Linked DNA regions of Homo sapiens: region 1 is linked to region 2. Evidence: chromatin loops called from intact Hi-C (ENCODE). Cell type or tissue: IMR-90. All regions are shown on one strand. Links, peaks and the distances in the headings refer to the core of each region. The heading gives the core; the rest is flanking DNA.

Evidence for each region. Hi-C counts contacts between places; a loop is a spot of excess contacts. Peaks named below come from ENCODE experiments on the same cell type or tissue, not always from the same donor. Only the 100,000 strongest peaks of a DNase experiment are listed, where the experiment ranks them.
Region 1: a loop joins it to region 2, with 2.1 times the contacts of the local background. A loop is called at or near these places in 1 of 110 quality-filtered maps.

Annotation. Positions count from the first base shown.
Region 1 is chr2:79,945,706-79,956,892 of GRCh38, reverse strand. All of the region lies in intron 7 of CTNNA2 (catenin alpha 2), which reads right to left. Among named protein-coding and RNA genes, the nearest start is that of MIR8080, 85 kb to the right of the region's middle. In IMR-90, for the core only: no CTCF peak of the experiment used is centred there; no DNase peak of the experiment used is centred there; H3K27ac peaks cover 700 bases.
Region 2 is chr2:79,996,921-80,008,107 of GRCh38, reverse strand. The region is part of intron 7 of CTNNA2 (catenin alpha 2); the gene reads right to left. Among named protein-coding and RNA genes, the nearest start is that of MIR8080, 140 kb to the right of the region's middle. RefSeq lists an enhancer at 1-205. In IMR-90, for the core only: no CTCF peak of the experiment used is centred there; a DNase peak (open chromatin) is centred at 6,177; H3K27ac peaks cover 2,189 bases.

The DNA of each region.
Region 1 (11,187 bases), core at 1,377-9,376, 51 kb after region 2:
TGCCTTAAATAGCTTCATACACTGAAAAAAAAAAAAAAAAAAAAAAAAACCCACACGTATTCATAGTAAATGAAAACTACTCAAGATTCTGTAAACTCTCTGGATAAGACATTGTATTACTCTTTCTGTCTTTGGAATAGCTATCTTTATTTGCCTGCCCTTCCATCCACTAAGGTGGCCAGGGGAATATTCTGAGGTATGCATTGAAACTGGATGACTTGAGACTTTCAAGATACCTTTGATAGTTCAGAAAAATGGGTTCGATAAATTCTCTCTCATCGCTAAAGCTTAATGCTAATGAATTTTGTGTTCATTATTCAACCCCTAGAAATTGACAATAATTATGAAATAAAACTCTCCTGCCTTTTTTGCCCAAACCTTCAAATAAGGGAATACTTTATATTGATAAAGGAATGGTTCTTAAAAGTTGTATGAAAGCACTTTTCCTTCTCAGAGTTCATTTTCCCATCAGCTTTCAATATACTGTTGGTGTGTTTTCTTTAAACGTAAATATTGTCCTAAGGTATTATAAGATCATGTTTATAATCGCAAAATTCATAAGTATTCTGTTAAAAGGAAAGTATTTTGTATAAGACTAAAATGCAAATCATAAAACACAAGCAGAAATTGACTGATTAGGGCAGAGTAAAATTTTAAGCAAAATTTTCTGGAGTCTCAGTGTGTAAAACACATAAAAGTTGAGTTGCTTTGGATGAGTCAGGAGTGGAGGCAACAGGGAGGTTCCCATTCAACCTCTCTCTGGCTACTTATTATAGCCTGAGGCTCCACAGCTTCTTGGGTTGAAACTACTATGCCTGGTTTTTGTATTCAGTCATTAGCCTAAATCTATGCAGCAGTTTAAGCATAAACAGGAATTGCACACATCCTGTTATTCTGGTGAACTGAGGAGGACAGAGGTGGCCTCTTTTACTTCTTATCAGAAACCTGGTATGTAAGCATTGTCCTCAGACCTCCACTTTCACCAGTGACTGGCAGGTGTATACTCATCGGCTCCTAGCAGAGGCCAGGTGATGTCCATGGGAGCAGCCTTGTGTGTGAACCCATAGGTCCCCTGGGGGCCGAGTGTGGTGGCTCACACCTGTAATCCCAGCACTTTGGGAGGCCAAGGCAGAAGGATCGCTTAAGCCCAGGAGTTCCAAACAAGCCTGGGAAATATAGGCAGACTTCTGTCTCTACAAAAAATCAAAAAAAAATTAGCTGGGCATGGTAGCATGTGCCTGTGGTTCACTTAAGCCTGGAAGGTCAAGGCTGTGGTTGCACCATTGCATTGCAGCCTGAGTGACAGAGCGAGACTCTCTGATGTCACCTGGGGAACTCCAGAACTGTTTGCAGACAAACTGCAAACAACTGAAATCCTGACCAAGCAGGTGAGGGTCAGATAGCTGCATTTCAACTGCCCCTGTTACCGTGGTCTTCTCTACACTCTGACCTGTGGAATGAGGACACGGGTATCATGAAGCACATCAGACTTAAAGAAATAAAGTCATCCTCCCCCTTTCTTTTTAGATCCCTCTCAGAGCACTACAAAAGCATAACACGAAACTCCCCTTCATTGTTTTAATTTTTTTCTGGCTTCTAAAATTTAATCTATTAAACCACATGAAGGGAAGAGAGATCTTGAATCACAATAAAAGGGAGGTAGCAGAATTGGGGAGTGGGACATTTATCAAGATGAAGAGATCTAAACATATGGTGCTGCAGATATTTAATACGTCATACTGCTCCATACTTTCAGATTCTGCCATAATAAAACATGTCAAATATGAAAATATGTGCTTTAAACTGGTGCAGTCAGACTGAGGGTAACCTCTGGTTTGGTTTGAAATGATGTCCAAGAAATTACAACTAATGTTAAGTTTGAGGCAGCATTCCTAGGAACAAAAGGGCATCATTTTAATTTTCATTTTGTTCAAAGAGAAGGGTATTTCTTCTGAAGTTGGTATGTACTGCTCCCAACCAACTCTGAAACAGCAGATTTTAGGTAAAATATATCACAAGTATTCATGCCTTTGTCTACCTCATAACTCATTTATGTTCTCTGAATAACAACGATATTGAAAAGAAAAAAACCCACAGGTCTAATCAAAATAAGATCCTTGAAAACCTGGCATATACTTTGCATCTCTGCATGATCACCACAGATTTTAGTCTTAGACTCATATGACTTAGAATTCATGGGACCAGTGTGCACAGTGTAGTTGACTCACAGATTCTTTTTGTTCCATTTGTATTGCTGCTTGAACCTTACAGTGAAAAACACACAAAGATAAACAGTTTGCTGAGTCTAATTATGCTCTTGGAAGGGTTTAGGTAATTTGTGCAGCCAAAAATTATACGTAACAATCAGGTGAGGTCAATGGCTTTACAAATAGGAAGACATTTATATGACAGCAACATCTGTAACACAGAGAAATGAAAGAGAAAGAGACAAGGAGTGAAACAAGAGAAGACTGGATTTGAGATCTGCAGTCCAGAGTAGAAGAGCTGAATTTATTTTTTAATCATGACAATGAAGTAAGTCATACCCCTTTTATGGACCAATTATAAATTGCTACGTATTTGATATGGTTTGTCTCTGTGTCCCCACCCAACTCTCATCTCGAATTGTAATCCCCACGTGTTGAGGTAGCAAAATCACTGGATTTTTGGGGTGGTTTCCCCCATGCTGTTCTCATGATAGTGAGTGAATTCTCACGTGATCTGATGGTTTTATAAATGGTAGTTTTTCCTGTGTCCTCACTCACTTCTCTCCTGCTGCCTGTGAAGGAGGTGCCTTGCTTCCCCTTGGCCTTCCACCATGATTGTAAGTTTCCTGAGGCCTCTTCAGCCATGCAGAACTGTGAGTCAACTAAACCTCTTTCCTTTATAAATTAGCCCTTTTCAGGTAGTGTCTAGATAGCAGTGTGAAAATGAACTGATACAATATTCTATTACTTCATAATATTCTGGAAGTGTAAACTAAGTGGAGAACCATAACCTATGATACTGGCCCTCATTCTAACTACCTGACCTAAAAATTAGTGAATAAGCACTGAGCTAGAAATGAAAAATGAAATAATAATGGGTAACATGTTCTGACAGTTTCATACATATCCAGCAATGTTACCAAATATCATTCCCTTCAATCCACATGATAACCCAAAGAACTGGGTTTCCATTTTACAGATAAAGAACGTGAGGTTAAGTTCACACAAAAGTTGTTGGAGGAGCCATGATCCAGAAGCAGGCACAAGATGGCAGGACCCATACTCCTACCCAATAATCGCCTGTCTGTGTGTCAGTCGTACTTCACCAGTGGACTTAGAAAAGTGCTGGAGCGAGGGTGAAATTTTGACAATCTACCTGTGTGGTTCTTCCTTGTTGATGCAGAAGAAAGCAAACAGTCATACAAATTGGCTACAGGTAATGCAGAAAGGAGAGGGAAAGTGGGGGAGTCCAAGAAAGCTGGCTGCCTTCATGAGGACAGGAGTGTGAACTCAGGCGTACATACCATATCACATTCATCTCTGTGCCTCCCTCGTCTGGAACTGTGCAAAGACCGGTATTTATTTCAGGTTTTTGGAGTGAAAATTATGCAAATAATTTCCAACCAAGGTACAGTGAAAGAAATGCTTCAGGGAGAGGTGCCAAACGTAAGAAGGGTTAAAAAGTGGGAATCTACCTTCCAGAAGAGAGTGAGGGTCAACTCACTAGGAAGAGTGGTGTTGGAGAAGGGCTCTGAAGGACAGAGGGGATGGAAGTGAGAATTGAACGTCAGCAGAAGGACCCACATGCCTCGATGTCAATCGCTGTGCTTGAATTAACAAAAACTCTGAAGAAAGGGATTATCTTCATTCATAGGATGTTAGTTTCACAGGGCTACATCCTGAGACATCACAAAAACCTTGTCAGCATCAGAAAGACTTTGTTAAGAATTTTAGCTTCTCATGAGTATGCTGTATAAATAATACAAGTTAACATAGCTTCACGCATACATTCTAAAGTAGGGATAGGCAGACTGTTTCTCCATAGAACCAGACAGTAAATACTTTCATCTTTTCAGGGCAGATGGTCTCCATCACCACTACTCAACTCTGCCCTTGTAGTGTGAAAGCAGCCACAGACAACATAATGAAACTTTATTTACAAAAACATGCGCCAGGCCATAGTTTGCCAGCCCTGTTCTCAAGTTTCACATAACAAGAAACACCACAAAAACTGCCAGTCCTCAGAATATTCCCAGACTAGGATTCAATTTCGTTCTTGTATTATTGTTTTATATCTTTTCTTTTGCTAGAAAAGTAAAATTCACATTTTCAAAATGTCTTTCATAAAATTTTTTACCTCATTTTTTATAACAACTCTATTGAGATGTAATTTATATGACATGAAATTCACCCCTTGAAAGTGTTCAATTCAGTGGTTTTTAAATAGTCACAGACTTCTACAAGCATCACCATTAATCTTTACCTCCCTTTTTGAGCACAATTATTTCAGCAGTTATTAATTGAGCATCTAGTGTCTGTCCATCCCTGTGCAAAGTTTCGGTTGTTGTTGTTGTTGCTTTGCTTTGCCTGTTTATTTGGGTTTGGACTGGCACGGTGTGGGGTGGCTTGGTAGAAGGTCAGGCTAGTGGGTAGTAGGTAACAGGACAAATATAAGACATGACATGCCTGAAGCAATCAGTGAAGACTATAAAAAATAAGCAGTGGGAGTGCTAAGTTAGGTGGCCTGGAGAGACCACAAATACAATACAAATTTACTTTTACTAGGGTTGGGTGGGGATCCTAAGAATGTGATTTAGAGACCTAGGGAGAGAACTTGGATTTGGATGGAGGTGGCAGGCAGCAAGAGCAAAGAATGCATTCCAGGGAGAAGGCACAGCTGTGAGCAAAGACCTAGAGACTGCAACAGCATGGCCTATGAAATGAGCAGCCATGGTACAGACTTAACTGGGGAAGTGCCCAGAAATGCACATGCAATTGTCAAAAGAAAATGATCCAGAAGCTGTAGGACTGTAGGAAGCCGAGTTTAGAGTTGACAGCATTGGCATCAGGATCATCAGAGGTTCCTGGGGAAATGAAAGACGATTCAAGGAGTGCTTTTGGAAAGTTGATAGTTGTGGGTAGGATAGTTTGAATGGAGAAACCTAGAAACAAAGATGCTTTTATGGGTACTTATTTTATTTTATTTTATTTTATTTTAACTTATCTTATTTTTTAATTTTTGAGACAGGGTCTCACTCTGTCATCCAGGCTAGAGTACTATGGCACAATCTCGGCTCACTGCAACCTCTGCCTCCCAGGTTCAAGTGATTCTCCTGCCTCCGTTTCCCATGTAGCTGGGATTACAAGTGCACACCACCATGCCCAGCTATTTTTGTATTTTTAGTAGAGATGGGGTTTCACCATGCTGGCCAGGCTGGTCTCGAATCCTGACCTCAAGTGATCCGTCCACCTCAGCCACCGAAAGTGCTGGCATTACAGCCGTGAGTCACCACTCCTGGCAATGTGTACATATTTTAAATGCAGGGGTAAATTTAATTATTGGGAAAAGATTACTAACCCTGGCTGTACATTAGAATCACCTGAAGCACTTTATCTTTGGGCGGGGTGGCTGTGTATATGTTTTGATATCTGTACTTTTTTAGTAAGTCCCACAGATTATTCTAATATATGGCTAAATTAAGAACTATTATTGCAGGAGAATGGATAATAGACTTTACATTGTTTGTGAAATTATAGTTAGATATGTAGTTTTCTGCTCTTTTGCTAGAATATTTCCATTAATTAAATCAGAATCCTTTAAAAATTCTCTGATGATTTGGATTTTACGAAGTAGCCAACAGAGGATAATGATTTTAAGGACAGAGGGGCTGAATAAATTATATAGTATATTTTGGCAAACTCTTAGAATATCTCCCTAAAATAAGTCCTTAAACCCAAGCATGTTTTAGAGATTTCAAACTTTTAGACTGACTCTACAAATGATGCTGCTTGTTCTGAGTCAGAAGCGCAGTGCAACCCAAACACCTGTGTATGGTGGGTAAATGTTAATGTATTCTGTCAACAACAGATTACCTTACATGGCTAAATTACTCAATGCCATTATATGTGCCAGCCATCTGTAAAGCTAATCCCCTCTGTGTTCAAAAATCCCGAGTGCCTGCTACACTATTTTTATTTTACATTCCTGCATAAATCTGGTAAGCTCAATATGTTACCACAAATTCTCAAAAATCAAAGGCAATCTGCTGGCCTATAAAACACTGGTTGCTGAAAATCGAAGGGTATAATATGTTAGCAAATCAAGCAGTCAGTAAACATTCTTTACAGGAATGGGGTTGAACCACAAGCTGACTGAACCCCTTAGGTAAGGCCTGCCGTAAAGTCAGATATGTTCTTTCAATACACAGCGAAGCCTCTGAACCCATTCATGTATTTCATATCTAACAAAAATCTGAACAGTTGGCCTGATTGGATTTTAAGTGATGCAAATTTGAAAATCAAATAGGAAAACTCCCTTTAGACTTCATCTATTTAGGCCATAATTGTAAAGAACTACAAATTACATTTACCACACTATTGAATTCTCCTGAGATTCAATATGAAATTTACAGAAAGGGACAAATATTTGCAGGTGTGGTTTTTTGTTCGTAATGAATACAATTTTTCTCTCACATAGGATGCTTTCTCTCTTAATGTCACTACATTTTTCTTAATACAAGGATTAGTTTATGGTTTTTTTTTTTCACAAAATCTGTATTGATCTTAAGTAATAATGCTAATGCTTACATGTAATGCCAACTTATATTTTAGCTAAGATTAAATTTTTCTTTACTCCAGTAACTATGCAGCATACATTTTCTTTTCCATGTACATTTTCAGTCACATAACTATATTGCTTAAAGAGGAATCTACTCTCTGGAAAGATTTCTATAAACGTTCAGAAAAAAATCAATCCTCCAACAATTACAGTTAATATATTAAAGATATCTGGCTGATGGTATTCAAATAACTAAAATATGGAAAAGAATTGAAAAGTTAGCATTCTGACTTCAAAATAGCACTATCAAGTATTTTAGAAGCTAATTAGTCTCCATGTTTTTTTTTCTTAAGACAGGCTTTCACTCTTTCACCCAGGCTGGAGGGCAGTGGTGTGATCATGGGTCCCTACAGCCTCGAACTACTGGGCCCAAGTGATCCTTCTATTTCAGCTTCCCAAATAGCTGTGACTATAGGCAGGTACCACAATGTTGGCCTAATTTATTTATTTACTTACTTACTTTGTAGAGGCAAGGTCTAGCTATGTTGCCCAGGCTGATGTCAAACCCCTGGGCTCAAGTGATCCTCCTGCCTTTGCCTCCCAAAGTACTGGGATTATAGGGATGAGCCACTTCGCCAGGCATCTCCTCATTTTTAAAATGAACCCCGTTTTCTTGAAATCTGAACAAATCTGAATACCAGTTCTGAAAGTTAAAATGGTCTTCCACATAACATATGTACAAAGTTAACATTTTCTGCATAAAACAATCAGTCTAGAACATTCCTGTTTCATTTGAAGTATTTTCAAATATGAAAGACATTTACACAATTACAGAGGCAATAATCCCACGCACGTTATTCCTTCATCAAATCTAAACAAGGCCTTGGGGGTCATAACATACTTGCTCCTTACAATATGAAATATAAGTGATTATCCTATTGAGACTTGAAATGCAAAGCAAAGATAATTAAATTGTGTATACTGTTTCTTTCAAATGCATCAGCATTTGAAAGTTTATATAATATCTTTCTTGTTCAGATAAACATCTCCAACTTCTATGGCTCATATTTATAAACAATATGATAGGGATTATCAGGCTGACAGGTTAAATTTATTTATTTATTTATCCATTTATTTTATTTATTTATTTATTTATTTTTGAGACGGAGTCTGGCTCTGTCGCCCAGGCTGGAGTGCAGTGGCACAATCTCAGTTCACTGCAAGCTCCGCCTCCCGGGTTCACGCCATTCTCCTGCCTTAGCCTCCTGAGTAGCTGGGACTACAGGCACCCGTCACCACGCCCGGCTATTTTTTTGTATTTTTAATAGAGACGGGGTTTCCCCGTGTTAGCCAGGATGGTGTCCATCTCCTGGCCTCGTGATCCGCCCGCCTCGGCCTCCCAAAGTGCTGAGATTACAGGCGTGAGCCACCGCACCCAGCAACAGGTGAAATTTAATAGGTTGAACAGTCATTAATATTTTCCTGGAATAGACATGGACTGTCCTCTTGGATAAATTGTCTCCTCTTTCTTCTAACTAATTGTCAGAGCTTAGCTCTCTCACATCAATATCTTCTCTTTTAACAAAACAAAAATCATAACGCTATGCGCCATGCACTGTTTGCAGCACTTCACTGTCATTAATCCATTTAATTATCACAACTACGAGGTAGGTACTATCATTATTCCCATTTTATAGATAAGGAATCTAAGTCATGAAGGCTATTGTTAGCAATTAGTTTATACTGCCATCATAATGACGTGGTATTCCTCTTAGTCACACTTCAATGCAAGAAATACCAACATTTTAATTTCATGATTTAGGTGAATTTGATGTGATACACTGAGATATACCAGCCGGCAACCATGGATGTACTGTGAGCATCCTTTGTATGCAGCTCTGTGCTAGGGAAGATGAATGCAATGCAGGGCAGGACTGCTTTCCATAGGGATCTCACTCTCTTGTTGAAGAAACAACTCCTTAATGGCTATGGAAATAACTATAAGTCCTCTTCCTTTTATTCACCTAGCACATATGCATTGAGCTGCTAGTGTGCATAAGGCACTCTGCTGTGTGATGAGGGGACTGCAGACATTACCACATGACCTAGCCAGACCTTTCTTGCAGGGCAGGGACGGGAACACTGGGCACCTCAGTCATCTAGGTGATCTGTGGTCACTGTTGCCACACAGTCCCCTGAGTTGCTGCCTTCATTTTTTACCGCCTTATCAAATCTGCCTCTTTAAGTCCATAGCAAACATTACCTCTTTCATAACACTCTTTTAGTCCTCTTTACCTCTCCTTGCCCCTTTCTTTGGGGCACTTACACCACTTCATGACATGGCCTATGTGCACTCATCTTCTAGGTGCTGAATTACTACAGACTCAGGGAACAGAGGGTGTATCCTATAAAACCTTAATACACCCTCATCTCCCTGCACCCAGTATATGGAAAATACTTATTTTAATAACAATACCATGACAAGTAGCAAACATCTGACAAGTGCTTATTGTAGTAACTTATTTGACTAAAAGGAACTTACACTTGAAACCAATCTAATGGTTTATCTGTTCAATGGCAATGCAAATCCTAGGTATTTTTTGGTTTTGTTTCTGTGTCTACTACTTTATAAGAAAGGCTATTACCTTATAATCCTGTCTGTTATATGAGCACTACTTTGCATCATTACAATGTAGGGTATTATTTTTAAAAACTTAGAAAACAAATAAGCATTCCAACCCTCAATTTCAAGAAAATAAATCTTCTAGACCCAACTGGACACACAATCTATGAAAACATAACTAGGATATTTGACCCATCTATGTGTTATATATCCTAATAGAACAGAAACCTCTCTAATAAACATGAATAAAGGGCTTTAGTGAAAAAAATGTGCTCATTAAGGAGTCAGATTTTCCACTGAAATTGATAATAAATGTTTTCCTGAATTATTGCAATTTATTTTAACATACTAAATATGATCCCAGAATTTTGAAAGTTATCTCTTCTTATGTAGGATTTAAAGTGTAACAAGGCAGTACTTTTAGACCTGAGATAATATAACCACTGTGAAAATATAATTTATATATGCCAGAGACTTAATACACCAGAATTTTTAGTGTGTATAATTCTGGATATTTGATTATTTTCACCTAAATTAGTCCCTTTATCTTTGGATCAGCAGAACATAACGATGTCTGTCTCCTTCTTGGAGACTGGTCTCTTCCACGCCTGAAGGCCATTGCTGTGAACAGTTTTTGGTGCTTTTGCAGAACAACAGAAGCTTTGGCTCATTGTGCTGACCCTGAAAGTGACTTTCTGAAATAAATCTCTGTCAATTCACTTCAACTATATGCTCCCAATGGGCACCCCTCTTACTGAAAGTAACAAAGAGCTTTCAACATATCAGGTAGCCCACTGTGGGGGCTCAGAACACAGTGCCTGACATATCTTCAGCTTGTTGTCTGATAACACACCTCTTTCATATGATTTCCTCTCTGAAAGGAAAAGCAAGATTAAATTATAATGGAGGGCTGTGAAATTTTTATTTGGCTAATTGAAATTTTGCTGTGTTTAATATTGGACTACACCAGACATTTCTATTTATATCATTTAGATATATACTTCGATATTCAACCTTAAGAAAAATACCACTTGAAAAATCTCCTTCATGGGGCAAAGTAATGACTCAGTGTTCGGTTTAAAGTAATAGACTCTCAGTTCAGTTCTCAGTGTAATTAACATGGTGAGCCAAAGGGTCTCCAAATATTTCTATCATTGTGAAGTATAGATCATTCCTCTCACTTAGTGTTAAATATGAAACGGAATAAGGAGGCTTAATTTAGCCTTTGTTCCTGGCAACAGCTCCCAGTCTGATAGGATAGAGTCAAGAGACATGGCTCTAGTTCCCATTTTGGCTTTCATTAGTTATTTGATGTTGAGCACATTAACCTCTCTGGGCCTCAGTTCTCTCCCCTGGGAGGGGAGAGCATTAGACTTGATGGATGCAGGGGGCTCTGACCACTCTAATGAGGTATTATCTTTTAATTTCCTTCTTTTGCCATGTACTTCCTTCTGCCTAGAATATTCTTTCTTACCTTTTCATGTAACTCCTTCAAAAATTAGCCAAACTATTACCTTCTCCTTGAATTATTTCACCCCTAATTCACTAGGTCTAATTTAGTTACCCCATGTTTTCTGCTCCCATAGCACCGTGTGTGCAGCTCTGTCTTAGCAAGCATGACACAATAAAATGAACACTGAAGCACTTGGGAGCCTCCCCTAATAGACCGTCTTGACCATTGGATTCTTGGTGCCCCGTACTTTATGAGGACATAATGGATACTGAACTAAATGTCTGCTGGATAAATTAATTTCTCTAGAATCTCAGAGGATATGGCTTGTGACTTATTTTACTATTCA
Region 2 (11,187 bases), core at 1,352-9,351:
GAGCAGGGACTTTACATAAGGCTGTAGATCTGGGTCATAGAGCCCCATGATCATAACCATTCCTTAGAGTTCTAGAGAATTTTACAGTTCATAAAGCATTTTCAAGTGGCTGCTCTCAGCCCTCTTTTGAACATTACAAGTTAATGAAGTGGGTCTGAGGCTCTCATAGAGTACGAAACTGAGGAGAGGTTGAGGAATTGTGCAAGAATCTCCCAGCACGTGTGTAACTTGAACCCATGGCCTGACCTGCAGAGTAGTGGTCCTCTCACTGTCCTCACCTCCTCCAATGTTGGGAGAAAGGGTTGTTGCACTGGACCTTCTAGGACTCCATTAGTGAATACACCTCCCCTTACCCCTTCTCTCACTTCTGGCTATAGAATAAAAGGATTCCCCAAGCCTCCTAAATCTGATCTCTAATGAGAACTGTTAAAGAAAGCTGATACAGATATAAGGACTTTAATAGAAAGAGAAGGTTGCTTTAGCTCAGAAAATTTTCAAAGGCATCTTCCTAATGGCTTGGGCAGGGAAAGGGGTCTTGTTTCCTCTCCCTCAGCACCACCCACCAAACAGGCAGAGGAGGCAAGACTGAACACATGTCTACATGGCATGTTTTTGAGAGTACAGGAAAGTCAGTCTCTCCAAAAACACCAAATTAGTAGTAGTTGCTACTAATCAGATTTAAAGTAAAGCATGTAAACTCATATCCTGTTTCTTCTCATGGATAAATATGTAGATATTTATAATATCTTCAAGTTAGAGTAGTAATAAAGTTTTGATGGAATTGGAAAAGGAAAAACTTGGATACACTTGAGTTCATTTACAATTAACACAGTCTCTCGGTTTTGAAAATTGATTATGTTAGACTATATGTATATCATATCCTTCAATCTTCTCGGTAATCCTGTAAGCTAGATGTAACCATCCCCACTGCACAGAGAAGCAAACTGAGGCTTAGAGAGCTAAATAACAAGCTCAATTGAGATGTGGAACTGACATATGAATTCAGGCTTCCAAATAGCTCTAGCTCCACTATTTCAAATGGTAATAGATGTGAAAATCCACATTTAGAGAATTACAAAGTACCAGATTTATAAAGGGTAACATTGAAACATTACTAGCCACAAATGCATTGTCAAAAATTCAGTATGATGCTGATGAAATAGGACTCAAGAACGGTAAGATTTCATAGGCAAGTGAAGGGGAGGGTAAGTTCTCAACTCTTGGGTGATGCTAAGAGGCAGGTTGGCATGGGGATTCCAATAAGAACAGAGTGAAAATATAAGGAAGGCAAGGAGGTAGCGCAATTAATGGGAAACAGACATTTCAAAGCAACTTACCAAAGTGCCCTGGACTTTTAGTCATTCCAGTAAATAGGGTAGTGCCCACAAGAAGAACACTAACCCAGCCTCAGCATCCACACCCATCCTGGAAACTCTCCTGTTAGATGTTTCATTTCTGGGATCAGATACCTAGCGCAGTGGAAATTTGCACGGGCTGAAGCAGAAGGAGTTGAATCCAATAGTGCCATGTTTTTGTATGAGTGTGGTCTTCCCTGAGGTCAGGAGTTCGAGACCAGCCTGACCAACATGGAGAAACCTGGTCTCCATAAGTGCCATGGTTTTGTATGAGTGTGGTCTCCGAGGTTGTGACTTGAAGCACAACTCTCTTACAAATGAGCTGTAGGGTTCTAGACAAGTTATTTGACCTCTCTGTGCTTCAGTTTTTGTTTTTTCTTTTTTTTTTTTTTTACTGCACTTCTCATAGGGATGTTATGATGATTCTGAAATGACATATGCAAAATGTATCATTTTAAATATTATTATGACTGATAGACTTAATACACTTTCTGCAAATATGCATATCTAGAATCATGATTCTAAAAGTGTGTACAGGTGAAACACCCAAGTTCCATGTTAAAACATATTTGTCTCTTCAAAATCAAACAATTAAATACTGTTAAAATAATTTAGTCCATAAGTTTTTCCTTAAATATTAGGAAGCTACTATATCAAGTCTAAACCTACTTTATTCACAAAATAGGTTTCTGTTAAGTCACAGAAACACAACAGAGCAACTTCTAAATAGCAATGGATTATGGAAACTTATTCTTTAGTGGATATAAATGTTCATGAGTATAATTTTATATTGCTCCATACAAAGCAAACATAGCTTTGCTATTATGTGTAGCTCTAGTTTATGGCGTTAAATATAAAAAGTAATTAAATATCTCAATATTGTATTACACTCCAGATGTTCCACCACCTGAATTAGCTTGAAAACCACTGATATGAAAATGTCCTCATTCTTTAGCTGTGCTTGTTTAAAAAAAAAAAACAAATAAACATAGTGATAAACTTGAGTTGTTTGAGTTATTTCTAAATGCATAGTATGATCAAATAAATTGAGCATGCAGCTGACCTATTAATATAATTAAAAAATCTATAAGTAGAACAACTCTGCCCTTCCCCATAGCTGATCTATGGTGATAGGCTTTCTAGGATTTTCTTTCCAAATGCCACTCCTTGGCCGACCCAGGCTGGTGGTTACTATACCATTAAGTGCCAAAACCAAGATTTCTACCATAGCAGGTGAGTGAAACAAATGAAGAACAGCGAATGTTAGTTGCCAGTAAGTGCTCTAAAAGTTTTTTTCCCCTTAAGTTGTCTCTGTTAAGCTCACCATGATAAACTTTTGTGATAGGAACTCATGGTAGGAGATGGTAAACAAGAGATTTGAAAGCCTCATTCTTGCTCAACATGAGCAGGGCCACTCCTAACCCTTAGGACATTTTTATGTGAATTTTAAATATGTGAATCCCCTTCTAGATCAACGTAGCCCCTATCTGCCCCTCCACAGAATGTCTTCTACGTTGTAAAAGTACACAGCTATATGCACACAACTGCATGCAGGGCCCTAAACATGATGAGTCTGTGCTCTATGCCAGATTCTCAAGATTTCCTGCAATCCAGCACTTCTCAGTCTTTCCTGTGTTACTTCCAACCAGTACCATTCCAGCCTCCCAATTAGGGTACCTGGCTATCTCCCTGGGCAAGACCTTTTAATAAAGAGCAGAGTTTCCTGTGTTAGAAAATCAAAGTTAAATGTTGCCTCTGTTTGGGCACGGTGGCTCCCACCTGTAATCCCAGCACTTTGGGAGGCCGGGGCCAGCAGATTACAAGGAGCTCAAGACCAGCCTGGCCAACATGGTGAAACCCCATCTCTACTAAAAATACAAAAATTAGCCAGGTATGGTGGTGTGCACCTATAGTCCCAGCTACTTGGGAGGCTGAAGCAGGAGAATTGCTTGAACCCAGGAGGCAGAGGTTGCAGTGAGCTGAGATCGTGCCACTGCACTCCAGCCTGGGCAACACAGCAAGACTCCATCTCGGATGGATGGATAAATAAATAAATAAATAAATAAATAAATAAATAAATGTAAAATAAAATAAAATAAATGCTGCCTCTGCTCCTTAGTAGCTGCGTTATTCTGAACAGATTATCCAACCTCTTTTCTCTTCCTCTCTAACATAAAGATGATGATAGCCCCTATGTCAAGAAGATAAAATTAGAAAATGCAGGTAAAGCATTGACCCATCTGCCTGGCCCATAGTGAGTGTTCAGCAGGTATTTGTTGCTCCTGATGTCATTATTTACTTATTTACATTTGTAACAACGATCTCTGACTTGTTCATGGCTTCTCTTCTGCTCTCCACCTTTCTAAATTCCCTGGGTCCTTTGAGGACTAGTCCCTTTCTCCACTAACCTTACTCTAGGCCATACTCTTATCACTTACAGCATGCATACCACACATTAAGCATTGAATTATGCTCTCTTATTTCCTAGCAACAAAGTCTGCAAGGAATATTACTCCTATGAAATGCTCCTCAGAAATAGTTATTGCGCCCAAATAAATATAAAGGAGACTGTACATTGTTTCTCTTGGAAATCTACAAGCATTCCAGCATAGTAAAGGTTCTGAAAAGTCTTGCAGCAAAGAGATTAAAAAAAAATTTTAGCCTCTATTTTCTCACCAGTTTTAGTAAAGAAGCCTGGCTTACTTATGAAGAGTCCACAGAGCAAACGTGCCTCAGTTTACACTATAGAAATTTCTACCCTATTGCTGAATCCAGTGGAGCTGTTGGATTCTGGGAGATGACAGGGTGATGCCCAAGCCTTACATCCTCATCCTTCCCTTGTTCTCCTAAAGCTGCCCTCCTGGGACTTTCCTGGCATCCTAGGGATCTATTGAATGGAGTTAAAAAATAATCAATATAGATTCCCTCATGTGATCCCCAGAAGCCAGGATCAATATTATTATCTCTGTTTTACTCATAAGAAATCTGTGATTTAGAGTGACCAGGATTTGATGACCACATCTTGACCAACCAGCGTGGGCAGAGCTGCAAATCTTCCCATTCCAAATTCAGTGCTCCTTTTACTGGGCCTTGCAGAGTTCATTAAATGTGCAATTAACATATGGAATTCTAACCACTTCCACGTACTTGTGGACAACTAAGAGGTGAGGACAGATGAAAAAAAACTCATGGCTTCATTTTTCCCTCTGCTAGTAAAAATGGTGTCCCGAATATGGTCCTGGATTTCTGAGGCACAGTGCCCATTGTGTAGGCCCAGTGGTACCTATGGGCCAGGGGAAGCTGCATTATTGCTATGGCTTTGCATTGAGGTATGCAAGAGTGGCATCAGTTCTACCTTCCAGGGATACTGTTGGCAGTTAAGTCTATTTGGCCTTGACACCTGACAGAGTTTAGTCTCAGCATTAATATAAAAAACAGAATCAATGAAAGGTAGAAGTAATAACTCAATTAAGAGAAGGTGGGGCAAAATGAAATGCATACAATGGTAAAGATGAATCCTCCTAAAAACCCAATCAGTGAGAGGTTAGAGGAAACCTCAATAACAGAATTTTCAATATAAACCTGTCCTGGTGGCACAGTGTCCAACAGCAGTGGTGACGATGGTTCTCCCATCTCACAGGCTGCTGCTGCTGCTGCTGCTGCTAGAAGCACCACCACTCCTATCATCACTAATCACCAGGTAAGGCTTTTAAAACACGTTTTACCACTTAACCTAAGTGGGTAGGGAATGTCTTACAGATGTGAAAATATCTGAGCCCAGAGAAATCATGCCACATGGGGATAAGCATCCCAGCGTGTATAAAATGACACAGGCAGGAGGAGCATTTAGTTCGTGTGTGGCTGGAAATAAAGGGAGGGAGGGAAAGGAAGCTAAACAGGTGATTTAGATGTTGGTTTGACAGGGCCTGACATTATCCTGTAGGCAGAAGTATATCAGTGATGAGCGTGGAAGGCACAGCTCTGCAGAGTCTGATGGTCAGGAATATATACTTGATTGATCAGGGGGTGGAGGAGCACAGCTGCTATTAAGTGAATTTAGTAGAGCTTGTTGGTGTCAGCACTGGGCAAGAACTTAGGTTTCCCTGTTCCTAGTGTAGGATTCTCTCCACTACAGCCCACCGAGTCTACAGAATTCTTTCATCCTTCCTTTCCCTGCCCCCTCCCTCTCCTTTTTATTGCACAACCTCAGGTTCAGAATTAAGTACCTCTGTTAAATTACCTCCCAGGATTTCACAAAGTGTAATAATGTACATATTTGATCTAGATGTCAGGGAAATACTGTAGACAACGATTTAGAGCATCCATTTTCCACTTGGTCAAACTCATTTTGATGTACTTCTCTCAGACCTGACTGAGCCAAGTCCCTCTTGCCTGAGGACATGGCTTTAGTAAAATCAAAACACTTTCATGGTGGTCTCAATTTTCCTTTTAGAGTAAGAGCGGTCCACGTGGTACCAGCCCAGCTCCAACTCTAAATCAATGCTTAGGCATTAAAAAGTTGCTCTTTAAAGAGCACTCTTGTGAGATAGTGTGTCCTTAACTAAGAAAGTGAACCTATGAGGAAATATCATAAATGCAAATTATCAACCATTGCATTTCTTAAAGAATAACATCACAAAGTCTGTCTGAGCCATAGAACCTTTTGGAAATATTTTAGGGTTGTCACTAAGCACTTAAAAAACACATTGTTTAAAGCTTTTACATTTCTGTGTGTGGTAACGAGATAACTTGGAAGTACAGAGAGGTATGTTCACAAATGAGTAAATTCTGAGTTATTTAATATAGCAGAATCTGATACTCAGAACTCTGGTATGCAAAAAATGAACAGTATTCTAAAACGCAGTGCTATGGTTTTTAAACTTTTCAAAAAGCTAGAATAGCACACTTTATGTTTTCCAAATGAAATCATACAGGGAGTCACCTTATGTAGGACAGATGACGACAGCACTGTCCTGGTAGCAGTGGGGGTGAGGCACAGGAGGCTGTGTCCGGCCGCCTCCTCTTTCTCCAAGGCATCCTTCCTCAACATCAGGATCCCAAAGAATTCAGTCTGCAAATTGCTCAGCTAGTTCTTCTCTCTCCCTTTGCAATAGATTGCAAACACTCCTTGGTTAAACATACACATTCCTGGCCTTTATTCTTATCTCTGCCAATTATTAGACTAATCCCCAGGAGAAAAATTTCTTAAATGTTCAGCCTCCATTTCTCCTATAAATTGTGAAGGTACATATATGCACACATATTATACTTCAAAGGTTTGTTTTGAGATCAAGTTAGATTTTAAAATGCTTTTTAAAACTCTAACACTTAGATAAATGTACAAAATCATTGGCCACACAGTTAATTCATAGCTAACTTCAAAAGAAAATAATAGAATGATAAGCCTGGATATCATGATATAAGGGGAAGAGAAGACAGAAAAACAATTCTGAGTTTGGCCATAACCCTAGAGAAATATTTCACTTTGGACACCTTCACTGAACATTTAACTGATTGTATGGGCACGAAAAACTAATGCAGAGTTCCACTGGTGACACAGACTCCAGGGAAGAAGGAACCACCAATTAATTACTGATAGTTTAAATATTTTACACACATAAACAAATATACAAAAAAAAGTTGTGTGTAAATGGAAATCAAGCAGTCAAATCAAAACAAGGAACAAGCCACAAGTAAAGGCAGTGGTTTGCTTACAGCCTTCTAGAGCATCCTCATTTAGGTCTCTTCCAAAAATGGGTGTACCCATACTGGCTGGAAGCATCTACCCTGAGCCTAGGAGGTCAGCCTGCTCACATCCCAATGAGGCCATTTGGGGCAAATACTGAAATCTCAATGGGCAGATATCCAAATCAGTTGCTCACTCACCCTTCCCCGCTTGTTGGCCTTTTCTCTTCAACCTCAGCCTAAGTTCTCTTTCAACAATTTGCCCTAAATCCCTAGGCAGGAATGCAGCACAGCACAGCAAAAGCCCTCTTGACTCAGGACATGCACAGAGAGAGAGAACTTCTTCCTTGCTTGGAGAATTCAAGATCATCACTGTACACTACTTCTCCATGGACATGTGACCTCGGGGGTTTGGGAAACATGCAAAGTTGTATCTCTTTACCCCCTTGCAGGAAGTATAATATCAATGATTGATTTGGAGAGGATGTTAATTGAGGGAAGTGGCTGGCAGTGAAGGCCAATATGAAAACAAGGCAAAAGCTATCAGAAATTGCAGAGAAAGAGTTTTTTAAAATGCTGTCCCTAAATATTAAAAGGGTGAGCTCTACTAACTGTAGATTTCTGCAGTGATGGCTGTTTTGTTTGTTTATTTGTTTTTCATCATCTCCCACTCCCCCAGCAGAAATTAATTCACCTTTGCGTCAAAGGTTCTCTTTGTATTGTCAGAAACTGCAAATACTCATTTCATGCCTCAAACAATGCTATAGACCAGTGTGCAATGTTATAGTCGTGTCTCTCTAATTATGTGATGTTTTAAGTCAATATGATAGCACAGAAATCATCTTTTTCCATTTCTACCACTCGGCAAAACATGCTCTTAAAGGGAACTCCGGACACCCAATTCTTTAAACTTAAAACCAGGGAGTTGTTTTTGAGTTTCTTTTAACTTTGCTCTCCACATCCCATCAGTGGCCAAAAAACAAGGATTCTTCATCTGTAAATAACTAATATTCACCCTTTCTCATAATTCCCACTGCCCTGGCCTTCTCCAGACCCACACTAGTTCTTCTCTGAATTACTGCAGTTCCTCCCCACAGGTCTTCTTTCCTTAACTCTTCCCATCTCTTTCTCGTCTATACATTCTGCTGAGTTAAAATTTCCTGAAAACAACCATGAACACGTCAGTAAGTGACTAAAAGTGTCCTGTGGCTCTTCTCTGCTTATAGAAGACTTAAATGAGAAATTGCAGATGCTAATACTGCTTAATGCCCATCTCTCTTACTAGAACATAAGCTATAACAGAGCACGGGCTTTGATTTTGAGCTGTACTGGGCTCATAGGAGATGCAATAAATATTTGTTGAATGACTAAATGAGTAAAAATGGATGAATGGTTGGATGGATGAATGGACAGAGGAAGGCTGAGTAGATGAACAATGCCCCCTGCACAGGTTTGTTTACAGAATTAAATAAATAAAATAATGTATAGAAGAGCGTCAAGCACAGAATCTAGGCTTGTGAAATGTGGGGCTCCTTCTTTATTTTCTCTGTTATACTCCTTGTACCATTCCATGCCTATCTCTCAGCCACAGAAGCTCAGGGCCCAACTGTGGAAGGAACATGTTTCCAAGATGTTGAATTTGCACCTGCCACTGTGGGCAGTGGGGGATACTCAACTTTGAGGCTTTAGTATAGGAGAGATAACCAGTTGCTTTGTAAGGAAACAACTATGGTGGCTAGATGGAATGAAGAAGGCGGCTTGCAGATGTCAGATGGGCAGTGAGATGGCTTGCAGCAGGACAATGGTAAAGACACCTTAGGGCTGCACCAGGATGGTATGGAGAAGAAATAAGGTTGAAAGGGATTTCCAAGGGAGGTTTATGGGGGAGCTGGTGAGCTGGGATAGAGACAGCCTCTACCACCAGATCTCAATCTCTAAAACTAGGCCTAAGGCCAAGGCTCAGATGTCCTTCATGTTTTTGTCTTTTTTTTTTTTAATATGGAATTAGAAACAATTTGGCTTTTTAGAGCTGAAAGCTAGAAACAACACATCCAGGAACAGTAGACTTCTATTGTCTTCAATCCCTAATGTCCTAGTGAGTATGTACCCTATGGAGAAGGCAGAAATGACGTGGACCAGGACTCCTTACATGGAGAGTGTTTTAAAGGCAGTTTTTAAAAAGCCCATTTTGTGAAAGAAACCAGAAGGCTCGTAATTGCTGTCTGCACTGTGGTTTCTCCTGGGGGTTGGGGAGGGGAGTGGATTAAATAAAAAGTTTAGAAGGCCATAGGCATAAATATCGAAATAGTATGAATTTTAATATATACTTTTAAAGGGGTTAGGCAATGATGAAAAGATATGACTGCTTTCCTTTCATTTCTCTATTAAATTAAAATTCCCACAAAAGTGCAATGGCTATCTTTTTGAAAACACTGCATAATTTTAAAGTTTGGGAAGGTTTATCTTTCATAGCCACAAATCTTTGCAAAAGCCTTTGGCTACAGGAAACACAGGCTCCAAGTCTGCCATATAATGAAGGCTTTATGTGTGTTTCTAAAAGGTAGCCGGCTTGAAATAGCTACCCTTCCATTTATGAGTGAAACCACCTGATTATTTAAATGAAACAGAAAGATGCATGAAACATTCTTCTCATCCCAACTAGATAAGAAGGCTGAGCTCTCAAAACATTATTCATTGTCTATCATTTAAGAATTATCTGATTATGAACCACAGTATTTCAAAAAACAAGTAGTCCCAAATAACACTGTAAATCTCATTCCCTACTATCCATGCTTCTGAATAGAACAGGCAACAGACATGTATTTAAATAGTTTCAACGAAATGAATCCACAATTTATTGCTACTATTCATCTTGGCTAGTAAATGGCCTCCATACTATTCTTCATCCATTAAAAATGGTTCATTTCCTTTGGCCTTTATTCATTGCCTAATATTCCTAATGAACTTAATGTAGCAAGTGATGTAATCAGACAAAAGACCTGTAAGAATCCCTTTTCTGCCACTATAAGCAGAATTAAATCATATTTAATTAGGATTTTAGTGTTCACCAAAAGTCTCGGTTAACTATTTATCACCCACACTGCTGTCTATTCTAAGCAGCCTTCTCTTTCTAAGCAGGAAAGCACTATCTCTTTGGCTCAGTTCTCTATGTTGGACACCATAATCTACCAGGCAGGTGGCTAACTTAGTTCTAGCCATGAATTAGTCATTGGATTAAGGTTCGCCTTAATTCTCCATGGCCAAGGAGGTGCAACGCGGTTTAGAAGACAAAATGAAGTCACACTAACAGTGGCCGATTTATAAGCACAGAAGAGGAGAGTCCAGCAAACTTGAGAAGAGTTCTGAGAAGCAGTGGCTTCTGTGTAGATTCTTCTGGAAGTCTTTGCTGTGTTTTAGTGAGGATGAAAGAGTTGTATACGCAGAGAGGGAAATTGAGAACACACAAAGTTGGGGGAAAAGAAATCTGTGACAAGAAAGCATAAGAAATTAAAGAGGAGTGAACCACTGCTGGGGCACTGGAGGGCATGTCAGCTTCAAGAGTTTATGCCAGACCCCACAGAAACAGAAAAATCCTGCAGGGTTTGTTTGGTTTGGTCTGGCTTCACTTTTCTTTCTCTTTTCTCCTTTTTCCTCTTTCCTCTTTCCTTTCCTTTCCCTTCTTTTTCTTTTTCTTCTTTTCTTTTTTCTTTTCCTTCCTTTTCTTTTCCTTCCTTCCCTCCCTCCCTCTCTTTTTTTCTCCTTCCTTCCTTCCTTCTAGAAATAAACATAGTAGAAAAGGTGTTTTGAGGAAGATTATTAGGCACCATACTAAATAGTGCAGCTAGAAAAACAACTAGGATTGATTTTTCAGCTTTCTGTTTAGGAGGCAGTGTGGTCTTAGACCAGGGTGTTAGCAGAGATGCACCCAAAAGGGGGTTTTGGTGCCTTTCAAGAGACTTATAAAGGAAGAGTTGTTGACCAATTGGACAGTGTTATAAAGGAGAGGTGAAGAAGAGAGGGGGTAAAATTTGCTGGGCGGATTTTGACCTGGTTCTTACTCTGGCCCCTACCATGTCTGCCCTTCTTTCCCATCCGCTAGGGCACAGTTCCACACCACCTTTTCTGCTTAGTCATCTCTGAGCAAGCC